2 separate regions of the Homo sapiens genome follow, and region 1 is linked to region 2. A link is a loop called in an ENCODE intact Hi-C map of the cell type or tissue named here. Cell type or tissue: heart left ventricle. All regions are shown on one strand. Each heading gives the region's core, and the rest is flanking DNA. Links, peaks and the distances in the headings are about the cores only.

Region 1 (8,343 bases), core at 142-8,141, 250 kb before region 2:
CTTTTTTAAAAAAATCAAAAGATCACTAGGAATAACACCAATGTCTATCACAGAGTTATGTGAGGGTTCACTGAGATGAGCTGTAAAAGGTGTCACTACAAAACTTGTTATAGAACACAGCCTCCATATACATCATTCCATTCCCAGGTCCCCAGGGATAGAACTCCAGGCTGCTGGTCAGCCCCAATCCTGACTCTAGGATTTTGGCACTTGTATCCAGACAACCTAGGACTCAGCTACAAGTCACCTCTGTTGCTGTAGGGGCGTTGGTGGGCTGGTAAATGTTTAACAACAGCACGAGAGAAAGAAAGAAAAAGCCCAGATTTGTAGTGTGCACCAATTCTAATTGTGTAAATACTCCCATAATCACCGATATCAAAATATCAATATGATATCAGAGAACCTAGAGTTGAGAGGGACACAATTCAGATCTTATGAGTCAGTGTCTGCGTTTCAAGCTCGTGACTGCCCCAAGGGACTCTGACTATGCGTCTAGTCTGATGGGCTCCTATGTATTTCCTAAGGCCTGATCTATACCTTGAACAGCCTTCTATCTTATCAGGTTCTTCAGTTTTTGTTACCCTGGACCTTTTTAACCGATTAAAGCTTTGGGTGGGAATTGAGGCCAGGAAATGCTCTTGTCTCTTTCAAATGGGAGATACTTCAATCTAAATTCCTTAATTCTCTCTGTTACAATGATTGCACGTCTTTTCACTGTTTAATTAACAGAGGAGAGCTCTCTTGTATATTTGACCCACAGCAATTAAGCCACCAGCAAAGTTTGCAGGGAAAAGAAGGATGATGATTTAATTAGAGGTTAAATAATGAATTATTAATTATTGAATTGAATTAGTATTAATTAGTTTGTAAAGTGCAATAATTACATCTTTTGTGTTTTAGTATGGGACTGTGTTTTATAATTATCTGCTAAATCAATTATGTAGCCATTAGCATTTTGCCCAAGGGTCGGGTTACCATTGTTTTTTGTTCTCTGCAGACTGTAGATGACAGAGAAGTACGGTAACTATGTTCCTTCACATAAATTGTATCCTGTTTACAGTAAAATGTTAGACAACTTAGGTCATTGAGTGCTCAGTTTTTCAGTTAATGTGGACAAGGAGATGAACAATTCTGCATTATTTATCGTAGAAAGCATTTTGCCCTTAGAGTTTCTTGCCATGAATGAGGTGGTGGCGGGAGCTGGTTCTAGTAAGGAACAGGAAGGACCCAACCCAGGGAGGAGTGGGGTAAAGGTGAAGCAGGGTAGGGACAGGAGCAGGGATGGAAAAACACAGTGTATTGCAAGCTGACTTAACTATTCCTCATTCCCAGCGGCTGACCGAAAACTAGAAAATGGCAAGACGTAACTCCGATTTCCCTTTTTACAGCTGGTATGCTTTGCCTTTTGGGGTCAAAAATACCTTGGTGAATCAGATATTCAACACTGCACAAAAGGTTGAATATAATTTTAGAGTTCATGCGTCCCCTGAAGTTCATTCACGAACTCACAGATTTAGATTTTCAGGGTTTAGAAATCTGCATCTTAAATAAGCAGTTAAAGGAGGTTTTATGTGTCTGAGAAACATGACTGTGTGGCTTTCTAGGTTAAAAATCCCTCATACCTGGTGTTTTCAAAAAGACCTTGAGCAGTGTAGTAATAGTGAAAGAATAACAGCATTAGATTCAGACAGACCTGGGTCCAAATTCAAGCTTCTCCACTTAATTGCTGAGCACGTCATTTAATTGTTCTAAGCCTCAATTCCTCCACCACAGATAAGTGGAGACTTGCAATGAAATACTTGATATGGTACCTAATAGGGATGTAATACCTAATATGCAGGACTGCTAGGAGAAATAAATGAAAAAATGAATTGGAAAATACTGGTCTTAAGAAATGTTTGTGACTCCCTTTTACTTTTTAGTAGACAGGTGGAGGGTAGAGAGTTGATAGAAATAATTTGTGACAATGGACAGGATTCTTATTACAGAGTGTGGAGAACTGAATAATTGCTAAAGAAATGCATTATAATTTACTAAATCAAGGTTACGATGATATGCCCAGACAGCAGTATCTGATAATACATTAGCATGGTAAAAGACACTCCCACCAGTGCCCTGACGGTTTAAGATTCCACAGCAACTCACAGAAGTTACCCTATGTGGTCTAAAAAGGGGAGGAACCCTTACTTGTGAGAATTCCCTGCCCCTTTCCTAGAAAACTCATGAATAATCCACCCCTTTTTTAGCATATGATCAGGAAATAACCTTTAAAAATAGCCTACCAGCAGCCCTTAGGGCTGCTCTGCCTAGGGAATAGCCACCCTTTTACTCCTTTAATAAACTTGTTTTCACTTTACTCTGTTGGCTCACTCTTGAATTCTTTCCTGCAAGAAGCCAAGAACTCATGTGGCCTTCTAGGCTGAACCTCAAAATTACCACATTAGCACTGTAGATATTTTTCCAAACTGGACTGTAACAGTGAGGACAAAGTTGACCAAAGAGAGAAAGTTAAAGATATGGAGGAAATTTTGCCAAAGATCTAAAAAGGATTGAAAATGCCTCAAAAGCACTGTCAGCTCTCACTGGCTATCCTTCCTGCTTGATTATCTACACGACCCCTTCCTTACAAAATAGTTTCAACCTGGATAAAATATTCTTTTTATTATAGAAATATTCTTCAGGTTTTATAGCAGAAGTTGATGTAAAAGCATAAGATTTGCTCTATGCAAATTGTCTTTGTAGAAATAAAAGATGCCTAAACTGATTTGAAACACCTCTCTGTGGTACTGCATTACTTTTGCCTTCATTTCCTTCTTTCAGATGTTTTACAAATGGATTCAGCTGCTGGGGAAAATGTACTTATTTTAAACACTCTGGCCTTTTAAGTTTTTTTTTTTTTTTTTTTTTTTTTTGAGACGGAGTCTCTCTCTGTCGCCCAGGCTGGAATGCAGTGGCGCGATCTCTGCTCACTGCAAGCTCTGCACCCCCCACCCCGGGTTCACTCCATTCTGCTGCCTCAGCTTCCCGAGGAGCTGGGATTACAGTGGCCCGCCACTATGCCCGGCTAATTTTTTTTGTATTTTTAGTAGAGACGGGGTTTCACCGTGTTAGCCAGGATGGTCTCGATCTCCTGAACTCGTGATCCGCCCGCCTTGACCTCCCAAAGTGCTGGGATTACAGGCGTGAGCCACCGCGCCCGGCCTGCCTTTTAAGATTTAAGAACCAGTAGATACTGTTTAAAATGGAACTAGCACTGATTCCACAATTGTTGGTGAATGTTCAATAGGAAAAAAAGATTCCATTTTAAGGGAGCTTATATTACAAAATTACATTGGTGAACGTGCATGTTTGAAATTCATACTCCATTTCCTCTATAGGAATGTCACAAATGGTAAATTGTGACACTTCCCAGGTTTTCCCAAGAAAAAATATAGTTAAAATGTGCTGTATAATTAAATGAAAAATATATATATACTAGAAAAAAGTACCATATTATTATACTTACAGAAATTGAGAAAAAAATAAGAGCAATGAATGTGGTAGAATTTTGAAGACTAGGGCTGAGTCCTAGTTCTAATTTTTACTGACATTAGGAAAACCATTTAAGGTCTCTGAACATCCACAACAGTTAGGTATGAAAACTCTTGATTTTACACCCGGAATGAAGTAAGTTCTAAATAAGTTTGGTAAGTTAAGTGGGGTGATTAAATAAGACAATACTTGTAAAGCACTATAGTGTCCATTATATAGGAAATGCTCAATAAATATTAGCTATCATTACCAGGATTAATCATTTTGAACTGTTGGAAACTTAATTAAGATGTATAAGTTTGCCAAGAATATGCCAGTTCCTGAAAAAAGTGGAGACTTCCAATGAAAAATGAAGCTGCAGAAGATTTTGAAACAGGCTGTGCATGGTGGCTCACACCTATAATCCCAGCATTTTGGGAGGCCAAGAAAGGAGGATTGCTTGAGCCCAGGAGTTCAACACCAATCTGGGCAACATAGTGAGACCTCATCTCTACAAAAAATAAAAAAGTTAGCTGGGTGTGGTGGTGCACATGTGTAGTCCCAGCTATTCGGGAGGCTGAGGCTGAAGTGGGAGGATCACTTGAGCTCAGGACGTCCAGGCTGCAGTGAGCCAGGATAGCGCTGCACTCCAACCTGGGTGACAGAGTGAGAACCTGTCTCAATAAATAAATAAATAAATTGAAATGGACATCTCTCTGAACCTTTGAAAGGTTTAAAAGTTGATGGTGCTAGGTTTTCTTCTCATCCAATTTCATGTCAAAACCACTGCCTTGCTGTTCCCTAGAAAGAAAGTTATCAATAGCAGAACAGTTATTCTTTGCCTGAAATGGCTAGGGGTATAATTTGGCTCGGATAGGAGTCCTAAGGAAGAATAAAAGGCAAGAGAAAGAGAGAATGAATGTGATTTATAAGATAATTGGAAAGGAGAGAGAAAAAGAGAAAGGATATGGGGAGAGAATGAAATGTCTAAGAATTGAGTGATTCTCTCTGAGCAGAAGTTTTGAAAAGAAACCGAAGTAGATTCAAAGAGCTCTCCATACTACCTCCCAAGCGGCAATAACATTTTAGTTTTATTTGTTAATTCAGATTGTATTTTCATTATATATTGACAAATTTTAGTTGTATATATTTATGAGGCACAAAGTGATGCTATGATTTTTTAATATAATGTAGAATAATTAAATCAACCTAATTAACCTATCCGTTACCTCAAATATTTGACACTTGTTGTAATGGGAACATTTGAGATTTATTCTCTTAGCAATATTGAAATGTACAGTACTCAATTATTAGCTATAATTACCACATTGTGCAATAGAACTTAGAAAAAAAATCAAACTTATTCCTCCCGTCTAATTGAAGCTCTGTACCCTCTGATTATTATCTTCCCATTCCCCCCCACTACCCAGTCTTCGGTAACTACCATTCTGTTCTCTGCTTCTATGAGTTCAATTGTTTTAGATTCCACATGTAAGTGAGAACATGCAGTATCTGATTTTCTGCGTCTGTCTTATTTCACTTAGCAAAACATCCTCCAGTTTCATGCATGTTGTCACAAATGACAAAATTTCTTCCTTTTTAAAGGCTGAATAGAATTCCATTGTGTATATACAGTCATCTTTCGGTATCCCTGGGGGATCAGTTATAGGATGCCGGAGGATACCACAATGCAGGATGCTTGATTCCCTTATATCAAATGGTGTAGTATTTGCATATAACCTATGCACACACATATATATGTGTATATATATGTGTGTGTGTATATACATATGTATATATGTGTGTGTGTGTGTGCGTATATATATGTATGTATGTATATACATGGAGTTTTGCTCGTTACCCAGGCTGGAGTGCAATGGCGTGATCTCAGCTCACTGCAACCTCTGCCACCCAGGTTCAAGAGATTCTCCTGCCTCAGCCTCCCAAGTAGCTGGGATTACAGGTGACCATCACCACATCCAGCTAATTTTTTTGTACTTTTAGTAGAAATGGAGTTTCCCCATGTTGGCCAGGCTGGTCTTGAACTCCTGACCCCAGGTTACCCACCCACCTCGGCCTCCCAAAGTGCTGGGATTACAGGCGTGAGCCGCTGCACCTGGCCTATATTTTAAATCATCTATAGATTACTTACACGCCCAACACAATGTAAAGACTATGTAAATATTGTTTGCACTTTATGGTTTAGGGAATAATGACAGGAGAGAAAAGTCTGTACATGTACAGACTCAACCATCCACTTTTTTTGCCTGAATGTTTTCGATTTGAAGTTGGTTGATTCCACAGATGCAGAACTCACAGATACTGAGGGCTGACTGTATATGACATTTGCTCTATTTATCTGTTGATGCACAATTAGGTTGATTCTATAACTCAGCTATTGTGAATAGTGCTGCAATATATATGGGTGTACAGATATCTCCTTCACATTAATCCATAGGGTAAATACTCAGAAGTGAGATTACTGAATTGACAGTAACATTCTGGTGGGGTCCTAGGGCAAGGGTAAGTGAGTCAAATGTAAAACATGGTCCCAAATAGACTATTTACAAGTCAGGCGCTTATGATTTGGGCAATGTCTAACACAGTGGTTCTCAACTATGGGGCATTTTTGCCTCCCAAGAAATATTTGGTAATGTCTGGAGACACTTTGGATTGTCTTGAGTTTATGACTCGGAAGAAGGACAAGACAAGGGATGGGTTGTGTAAATGGCCTCTAGTAGGTGGGGGCCAGGGATGCTGCAAAACATTCCACAAGGAAGAGCCCAGCTCTTCAACTAAGGGCCAGCCCCAAATGTCAAAAATGCTGAGGTTTGAAAATCCTGACCAAAAGCAATATCAAAAAATTATTTTAGGATGATTACAATATTATCACTTCAAAAGTTTTGATCAAAAAACATCAGAATTGGGAGGGTTTGGAGAAAATGAGCTTATTCTCCATTATCTGAGAGTATAAATGTTGGATGTTTCAGGTTTTCAGCTCTTTGGGGTCATCTTAATTCCAAAGTATGGCAGACTGTTTTAAAATTGAATCTCCCAAAAATATTCCCATATAATTAGAGGCATTGACTCCAGAGTTAAGTTTCTTGCACTTGAATTCCACCTCTGCCATTTCCCAGCTGTGTAAGCTTGAACAAGTTAACCTCTAAGCTTCAATTTCTTTGTCTGTTAAGTGAAGATAATAAGACAGCCCTCACAAGAGATGAGAGATGAATGAGCTAACTAATAATAATAGCTATTGCCCTTGTCATTGTTTCAACTGTTTCCTCTCAGGTGACTGGGGTCTTTGGCCCAATACCCCAGTAAGGACCTTGATTACCTCCTAGGCTGGAATTATATATCCAGTGTCAGAGGTGGAAGGCCTAAGCCTGGAAGCCTGACTCAACGCAGTGCTCTCTGCAGGTGACCCTACGAATAAAAACTCAACACACTGCAGAAATGCTGAGTGTGAGGCACTTTTATTTGCAGTGCTTTCTCTTCTCCCATCCTCTCCCTTTCTACGATATTTTTTTTCAGCAGAGTCAGTAAAAGAAACAAACAAAAAAAAAAAAAAAGGCTTTTCTTGCAAGATAAAATCAGGAATTAAACTAAAAGTCACAGTCTCCTCATTTGCATTTTAAAAGTACTAGTTTCACAAATAATAAGCAAAAACAGATTGTTACAGATTGTTAGATTACAGGCCTGATATTACAGTGGCACAGATAATAGAAGGAGTAAAACCACATGGAGGCACAGAATAATTTCTGCTGCTAAGGAGGCAGGAAAGATAAGTCGAGAAAAGTCTTAGAAAGAGAAAATCAAACTGAATTTATTTTTTAAGTTTCGTAAAATTTTTTTAAAAGCAGGCTTAAAATGTGTTTTTTAAGTAAGAAAATGGATGCGTCTTAAATAGAAATGGAAATTCAACATAATATAAAATGTCACAGAAGTAATGGACTAAGAGAGAACAGATGTTAAAACTTAAATTAAAAAGGTGTGGGTGAAGGAGAAAAAGAAAGCAAGAGGAAAATATAGACAGAAGGGGGAAAGGAGGCGGCATGGTGTGGTGGAAAGACGCTGAGCCAGACGGGCTGGCCCTGAGTTTTAGCCCTGGTGTGTCTCTTCTGTGACCTTGACAAAATCTCAAACTTCTTTGTGCCTCAAATGACCCAAAGGGACTACCTGTGTTCTGCTATGTCTAGAGCCACCCTGGGCCTGTCCTGGTGTACTGCAGGGGAGTGGGGCAGATGAAGACGACCTGGAAGCTGGAATTGGGGATGCCAACTGGGATGCGGCAGCTGGCAGCAAGGCTGAGGGAAAGGTTGGGAGGGAAACCCAGTCCAGGGCAGGAGGAAATTTCTGGAAGGTGCAAGAACAATGGTGGACATTAGGGAGCAGAAGCTGTGATAACAATGTTATTCCCATGGGTGACCCAACTATATTGGGAAGAATTTAGGAGCAGGTGAGACAAGCAGGAGGGCAGGAGGTTGGCATTGTGGAAATAGGCAGCAAGTCCCCAGTTCCTGGGCTTAGGTTTCGGGACATGTTTCCACTCCCCAGGGGTGGCTCACTGTCAGGGCAACTTGGAGCCCACTGCTGGAAACTTGGAGGTACTGGGCACAGGGGAAGAAAATGGGGATTCAGTTGTAAGAATTGGAGAATGAGGTAGGAACCAAGTCACAGAAACAAGGATAAAAAGTCTCTCCCATATCAGGAAAGAGGCAGAGCTGGAACTGTAGGGAAGAGATAGCAAGGACCAAGGATACCAGATATGAGGATGCTGAGAAAGTTCTCTGTAGCTTTAATATTCCTTCATTTATTCATCCATTCACTCAG
Region 2 (8,343 bases), core at 208-8,207:
TGTACTAGGTCAAATTGTGGGTTACCGAAAGACATGTCCACATCCTAAACACCAGAGGCTATGAATGTAGCCTTATTGGTAACAGGGTTTTAGAAGACATAATTAGGTGAAGGATCTCAAGATGAGATCACCCTGGATTATCTGCTTGGGCCCTAAATCTAATGGCAAATGTCCTTATAAGAAACAGAAGACACAGACACAGAGGTGACAGCCATGTGAAGGTGCAGACCATGCAGCCAGAATCCAAGGGAGGCCTGGAGCCACCAGAAGCAGGAGGAGACAAGGGATAGAATTTTTCCCTAGAGCATCTGGAGGAACAAATGGTCTCTCTCTGTCACCCAGGCTGGAATGCAGTGGCACTATCTTGGCTCACTGCAGCCTCGACTTCCTGGGATGAATGGATCCCCCAACCTCAGCCTCCCAAGTAGCTGGGACTACAGGCATGAGACACCATGCCTGGCTGATTTTTGTATTTTTTGTTGAGACAGGGTTTCACCATCTTGCACAAGCAGTTCTCGAACTCCTGGGCTCAAGCGATCCTCCAGCCTCAGCCTCCCAAAGTGCTGGGAATACAGGCGTGAACCACCATGCCCAGCCCAAGCATGAAGTTTTTAAGAAACTATAACTACAACAGCACTCTTTATCTTATTTATACTTTTTAAGGAAACTATAAACTTTTTATACTTTTTATTGAAGTATATACTTTTCACATATATTCAAATATGCACATATCATTAGGATAGAGCTTGATACATTTTCACAACTGAACACAATCATGTAACCAGCACCCAGATCCAAAACGGAACATTACCAGCACCTCAGAAACTTCCATGTACTCTTTTCTCGGTCACTACTCTCCCACAAGAAAAACCATAATGCTGATGTCTAATCACATAGGTTAACTTTGCATATCTTCAAACTTTATATAAAGGTAATCATACAGTATATATTCTTTTATGTGTGTCTTCTTTTGTGCCACATAGTGTTGGTCAGATTTATCCATAATGTTGCATGTAATGAACTGCTCAGCATCATTGTTGTATAGTATTTGATTTGGGGAATATCTCATAGTAGATCCATTCATTCTACTAATAATGGACATTTGGGTTGTCAATTTTTAGCTATTACAAATAGTGCTGCTATAAAAATTCTAGTTTATAGCTTTTGGCAAACATACATATAGAATAATCTGGGGAAAATTGATATCTCTACAGTACTAAATCTTCCAAAATATGAACAACGTACATTTATTTAAGTCTTTTTAAAATTTCTCTCAATATTGTTTTGTAGTCTTTGTTGAACACTGGCACATTTTTCATTAGATTTATTCCTTAGTGTTTTATATTTTTGATGCTATTATAAATTGCACTGGGACTCTGTGGGATTTTAAGGAGATGGAACATTTTAGCAGCCTGAGCTTTATTGCCTTTCTAGACAAGAATCCTAAAATTTTCTTTTATTAAAATGATAGGAGGAGAAAGATTATTTAAATATCCCAAACTATTAAAACTGACAAAAGGGAAAACAAATAAGACCAGAGGCTGCAATTAGCCAATTAGAGTGCCAACTACAAATTCCAGTTTTCACTTCCAACAGTATCAAATAGGCCCCAAGAAACCTTTTCCCAGAAAAGGATCCAAAAGAAATAAGTTGAAATTCCATGGTTTGTGTAAAAGAAATAAACTCTTTTTCATTGATCTCTGGCCAGAGAGTGAGTACTTTTTCTAATTTCAAAAATTTGAAAGGGAGACAAAATCCAATATTTATACATACATATTATGTGTCAAGTGCATTTTACACAATTATCTATCATGACAAACCTACACACTGTTTGCATTTATTCAATTTTCTAGTTGAGGAATCTGAAATCCAAGAGATTAATGCCCCAAATCATACTCTATCAGTGATAGAAATGCAAATTCAGGCCTGACAGATGCCAGCAGCAACCCCGCACCCCCATCTTTAGAAGTAACATGAATTGGTATCTTTTCAACTATTAAAATTAAAGTCATGTTCATTACAGAAATTTTGAAAAATATAGAAAAGTATAAAGAAATGATTTTATAGATATACATTGATTTTCTACTCAGTATCACTTATAATATCCTCACGAGTTTATATACTCTTGAACTTTATCATTCTAACATCTGCATACTTTTTCATCAGTTAATACACTGTAATATTTAAACCAAATACCTTTCATGTTGGACATATAAAACTATTACTATTTTTCATGTAATACATGACTCTGCAATGAACCTTGCATCTGTATCATTGCAACTTTGCACACACCTCTGATTATTTCTTTATGATAAATTCCTCCAAGTATTATCCTGAGTCAAAGGGATAGAAACATGTTAAGACTGTTAATACACATGGTCAAATCCTCCTCTTCCCTTCCCTCCCATCTCCCAGATAAGTCACAGCTTCTTCCTATCCTTAGCAAGAGAGAGGGCCATCTGCTGTGTCTTTGTCTGTGCTGGATATTACCACTTAGAAAAATATTTCCCAATCGGATAGGTCGAAAAAATCATATTTTAATTTACACTTCTTTAAATACCAGTGGTTTTGAGCATCTAGTTATTGGCCATGTGTATTTGTCCATTTGGATGTTGCCGTTTCTCAACAAATGCTCTCTGGATCACTTGCATTAGAATGCTTATGTGCATAGGAAACAGGTCGATTCCTGATTCCCAGTTCAGACTACCTAAAGTGATCCCTGCATGGGGGTTGGAGGGAGGAAATCTGATTTTGTTAGCTCTGCTGGCAATTCGTATGGACTCTAGATTTTGATCATCACTGTCCTCCTCCAGTCGGGCCTCTGCAGATTCCAGACCTAGAAGCAGCAAACAAGTCTACATGTTAGCAGTGGAAGAGACTCGAATTACCCCGAGTTATGGCCGGAATATCCATACGGGTCAGTAGCAACTTCAGTCCTTGCCTCTTCAGAAGAAATAATTCAACTGAGGGGCATAAAGCAGAAAAAGAGACTGAAGCAAGTTCCAGAGCAAGAATGGAAGTCTATTTTAAAAGACGTTAGAACAGGAAAGAAAGGAAAATTCACTTGGAAGAGACCCAGTGGGCACCTGAAGGTCCAAGGGAGAAAAGAGAAAAAAAAAGGGGGGGGGGGGCTTTAATCTTGATCCTACAACTTTATAGGCTCGCCTCTTTCCCACGAAAGGTGTAGGATTCCCGCATGCGCAATGCTTTTCTTGCCCTCTGGAATTGAGCAGGCAGCGTGTTTAGGGAGTTATACGCATGCCCATCTGAGGCATTTTCCTTTTTCCGGTGGCATGTGTTCCCGGAATGTCATACTTCACCATTTTGTCTCTTAACATGCGTGCCCAAAAAGCTGCTTTTCCCTGGGTTCTACATTCAATGAACATTTTTAATGTTAACAGGTGTGGACCATCAGTGGCTTGACTCTCCGTGGCTGCCGAATTATCATTTCTATAGAGGCAATGCGATAATTGCCGAACTATCACTCGACATTTCTAGTGGGTGGGGGAGAGCCCCCTCCTGCCCCACTCATGCCTAACTACCTGTAACATACACAGCCACGGACTTGATCCCTTTATAAGTCAAAATCACTGGTGATCCTCACATGAAGCTTTTGTTTGTCTATATAATTCAAATGTGTTTTCAGGTATTTTTTTTTTTAAAGAGATGGGGTTTCACTCTGTTGCCTAGACTGGAGTGCAGTGGTGTGATCATAGCTCACAGCAGGCTCGAACTCCTAGGCTCAAGCAATCCTCCAGCCTCAACCTCCCGAGTAGCTGGAACTACAGGCAGGCACAACCATGCGCAGCTCAGGTACATTATCTTAATAACTGCAGAGAAATCTCTGAGATGTCATAGTTCAACCCCTCATTTAGCCATGTCAATAAGCTTAAAACACATTTTTTTTTGTGGTATAGTCAAGCCAATGACTAAAGATTCAACATCTCTGCCCAGCAGGATTCTAACTACATAGCAAAAGAAGAGATTTTTTTAAAGAGAATAAAATTTTTATTTTGAAAAGTTTAAGAAATCCTGCAAGAGCTGTGAAACTAGTAGAGTTTCACAAGTAGAGAACCAAGCACAATAAAGCACCATTCAATCCTGGATTTCAAGGAGCCAGATGAAAAGCCTAGTAGGGTGGGGTCCTCAGCCTCTCCTATCTTACTTCCCTTCACTGATTAGGCCCTAGCAAATAGAAACAAAAGGATTGTTTTCCTGAGGACAGCATGTACATGTTTAAAGACATTCAGCTTCTGTAAATGCCTTACAGGGAATTTTAAGGACATAAAAGCTACAATGATATTGTTTGAGAAGCTGCTTTTTTCTTATGCCTTTGCAATTCAAGCAAGCCAAATATAATTCTATTAGCAGTTTTTAAATGTTAAGTGTAAGGATTACCTAATATTTACTACCAGCAGGCCAAAATGACGCAAACAATAGGCCAGAGCTAGCAGGGTGGGCAGGAGGTGGCACGTCATATTCATGTGAGGAAACCTCTTCCCAAGGAAATAGGTAGAAGCATCCCTGTTACCGACTGAATCATGCTGCCCTCCAAATTCATGTTGAAGTCCTAACATCCAATGTGACTGCATGTGGAAATAGGGCCTTATATTAGTCTGAGTGCTCCAGAGAAACAGAACCAATAGGATGTATATATAATATGTAGAAAGAGGTTTATTATAAGGAGTTGGCTTGTGTGATTATGAAGGTTGGCAAGACATTGATATGCAGAGTGAATCGGCAAGCTGGAGACCAAGGAAGGCAATTTAATTCTAGTCCAAGGCTGAAGGCCTAGAACCAGGATGAACTGATGTTTCAGTATGAGTCTGAAAGCAGGAAAAAAGCTGATGTTTCAATTCCAAGGCATCAAGCAGGAAGAATGCTCTTCTACTTGAGGGAGGGACAGGCTTTTTGTTCTACTTAGGCCTTTAACTCATAGGATGAGGGCCACTGATATCAGAGAGGGCAAGCTGCTTTACTCCATCTACCAATTTAAATGTTAATCTCATCCAAAGTCACCTCACAAATGTACCCAGAATGTTTGACCAAATTTCTGGGTCCAGTCAAGTTGACATACAAAATTAACTATCACAAGAAAAGTAAGGTTCAAACATTACGATCATAAGGGTGGGGCCCTAATTCTATATGACTGGTGTCTATATAAGAAGGGGAGACTGGGACACACAGAGAGACACCAAGGAAGGGCATGCACAGAGGGAAGTCCATTTGAGGACACAGCAAGCAAGTGGCCATCAGCAAGCCAAGGAGAGAGGCTCAGGAGAAACCAAACCTGCCAACACCTTGATCTTGGACTTCCAGCCTCCAGAACTGTGAGAAATAAATTTCTGTTGTTTAAGACACCCAGACTGTGGTATTTTGTTATGACAGCCTGAGCAGACTAACACAGTCCCCTTCCCAGGAAGGAAGAGAAAACAGCTTTCCTGTTGCAAATCATCATATATGAAGAACTTATGCCTGCACTGAGCTATGCATTTTTCACCCACTGCTCTCATTTATCCTTATGACACTGTCCAGAGGTGGGTGCGCATATCTTTGTATCAGTTAGGAATAGGTTTGGTTGCACATAATAGAAAATCCAAGCTACCATGGCTTGACCAAATGAAGGCTTATTTTTCTCATATTCAATAACTACAGAAGAAAGCAGACCAGGGCTATGAGGCAGCTCAGGGAGATGATGTGGCAGCTGTCACATCCAGGCTCCATCAAGCTTCTGCTGTTTAGCTATCCTTCATGCATGGCTTTTGTTCTTTGCTTATTTCCTTGTACTAACAAGAATATAACTCCATATCTGGCATTCAGGTAGGAAGAATAGTAAGGATGATGAGCAAAAGGCACAGGACAACTCAGTTTCTCTTTTAAAAAAGGTTTTACAGAAAAGCAGAACTCCTGTTTACAGTTCATTAGATTGCTCTATGTTATGCTGCAAGGGGGGGCTGAGATCTGTCATTTTAGCAGAATAGAACTGAGGGAGAAGGAGAGAATGACTACTGGCAGGCAACAGCAGTGTTTGCCACCTTCCCCTTGCACGGATGAGTATGGATAAATTATACATGTCAGTTGCTATTTAAATCATGACACTTGGGGAAGGGGATGCTATTGATAATAATGCCAGGACAGCAGGCACAAAACAGGACTCTCCTGAACAAAGTGTTTGGATGCACTACAGAGGAGGCCGAGAAAGGATGCTTAACTTGTCCAAGGACACATTGAGGATTCCAACCCTACTAACTCTTACCCCAACACTCATCCTCCTTAACAATTGCACTAGAATGTTATGATTATAAGGATGTAGATGTAGATTATTTGCTTCAGAAACACTAAAGTGCTTGCTAAAAATACTGATTCCTTGACCCTACCCCAGGGCTTTGGATTCAGTGAGTCTAGAGTAGAGGCCCGGAGGTCTGCTTCCTAAATAAACATGCCAGGGTAAGTCTGATGCAGTGAGCTGCATTCCGGGAAACATTGTTTTAAGACAACCAAACCTGTATAAATAAGCACAAATCCTCCACCATGCTTTCACTAGGAGAAAAATGACATTTATTCAACTTCTGTGACTCAGCAGTTTAAAAGGACAATGGGACATTTCTTGCAGGACCTGGTCCTCCTGATAAGGACTAGCCATTACCTAGGGAATCTGGGAACCAGGCAAACATTCATCTCATTGGGGAGAGCAAAGGTGAACAGACCCATGGGAGGCTGCGGGAGGGTCATAGCAGCCCAATGGCCAGAGGTGTGTCTCTCCTCACTCCTGCCCAGGTAACTTTTATATGCTGAGCCTATCAACTCCCCTGGGGTGAGGTGGGGTGGGTTGCAGGAAACCAGCTCTATTCTGATAACCACAGAACAAAAGGGTTGGTAGCCTCTAGAAAAAATACCCAAATAAGACAGAGCAAGTATAGACTTTTCACTCATACAACGAACAGTTTTTTAACACCTACTCTGTGTCAGATTCCTAGTGCTAGGGATATGTTGATGAGAAAATACACAAAATACGTGCCTTCGCAGAGCTTTCAGTTGAGCAATGAGGGAAATCCTACACCAAAGAACCTCACTGGTGAATGCATACTTAACACATTGCCTCTGTTGATCTGAAGGAAGCCTCCAGAGCTACAAGCCCTTACAGAGTGCCAAAACCACCTCTCCATCTCTTCCAGTTAATTCTTCAGTCTCAGTTCATAACATGCTCCCTTAGTCCAGGTCAAACTCCCTGATATTGGCTGATACTCAAATTTCTGTTAAATGCACATATGAAGAAATAAATGCTCTAAGTCCATTTATTACAAAGTTTTCTCAATTTTTACACATATTGATTGCAAGGTATACAAACAATTTGATAACACTTTCTCTTTTTTTTGGTTGGGAGTGGGAAGGGAGGAGTTAGGAAAAAAACACACACACACACATTAAAATTTCCAGACCATACGATGCATCTAAATTTCATGAGTTTGAAAATACAGAGAGAAATGAGTTTTAGAAACAAGGAAAAGCAGTACTTAGTGACTTGCAACCATCATCTGCTCATCACCTGGGCAGGGGCAGGGGAGTATACATTAGTACATCAGTATTTTCTGCATCTGCCTGTAGGAACCTCAAGGCCAGGGAAGGTCAGACTTGGTGTAATGCAAGGGTTCATATGGCAGTTTGTATTTTCCAAAGCCTCTCATTCCTCATGTTCTTCTTATAAGGTGGCATCAACACTCCTCCTACCAAGAAGTAAAGTCTGTTCCCTCCTCTTGCATCTAGAGGATGAGTGCATGCCGGGGGTGCGGGAGGTGGGGTAGTGGGAGAGGAGGGAATGGGTAACTTCTCCAAACTATAGAATACAGTGGAAAGGGCCAGGTGCGGTGACTCATGCCTGTAATCCCAACATCTTGGGAGGCTAAGGCAGGTGGATCATTTGAGGCCAGGAGTTTGAGACCAGCCTGGCCAATATGGCGAAAACCTATCTCTACTAAAAATACAAAAAATTAGCAAAGCATGGTGGCACATGCCTGTTTGGAAGGCTGATGCACAAGAATCACTTGAACCTGGAAGGCGGAGGTTGCAGTGAGCAGAGATTGTGCCACTGATGGAGTGAGACTCTGTCTCAAAAAAAAAAAAAAAAAAAAAAGAATGCAATGGAAGAGACACAATGCAACTTCCCAGGCTACGTTACCTCTCTGCCTAGCTCTGGCTGTCTCCTAGGATGCTCATCCTCAGTACAGTTCAGCTGCCATGTTGGCAGGAAGCACAGGCCACATGAAGAGGTCATATGTAGGTGTTCCAGCTGACAGCATCAGAGAATGTCTCAACTGACAGCCGGCATCAACCACCAGACAAGTC

The links. Hi-C counts contacts between places; a loop is a spot of excess contacts. Peaks named below come from ENCODE experiments on the same cell type or tissue, not always from the same donor. Only the 100,000 strongest peaks of a DNase experiment are listed, where the experiment ranks them.
Region 1: it touches region 2 in a loop (2.5-fold over the local background); 8 of 110 quality-filtered maps call a loop at or near these places.

What each region holds. Positions count from the first base shown.
Region 1 is chr9:20,031,566-20,039,908 of GRCh38, forward strand. It overlaps a transcript of SLC24A2 not described here. Among named protein-coding and RNA genes, the nearest start is that of SLC24A2, 250 kb to the left of the region's middle. In heart left ventricle, for the core only: no CTCF peak of the experiment used is centred there; no DNase peak of the experiment used is centred there; H3K27ac peaks cover 1,834 bases.
Region 2 is chr9:20,280,633-20,288,975 of GRCh38, forward strand. It overlaps a transcript of SLC24A2 not described here. Among named protein-coding and RNA genes, the nearest start is that of MIR4473, 130 kb to the right of the region's middle. RefSeq lists an enhancer at 6,439-6,733. In heart left ventricle, for the core only: no CTCF peak of the experiment used is centred there; no DNase peak of the experiment used is centred there; H3K27ac peaks cover 1,566 bases.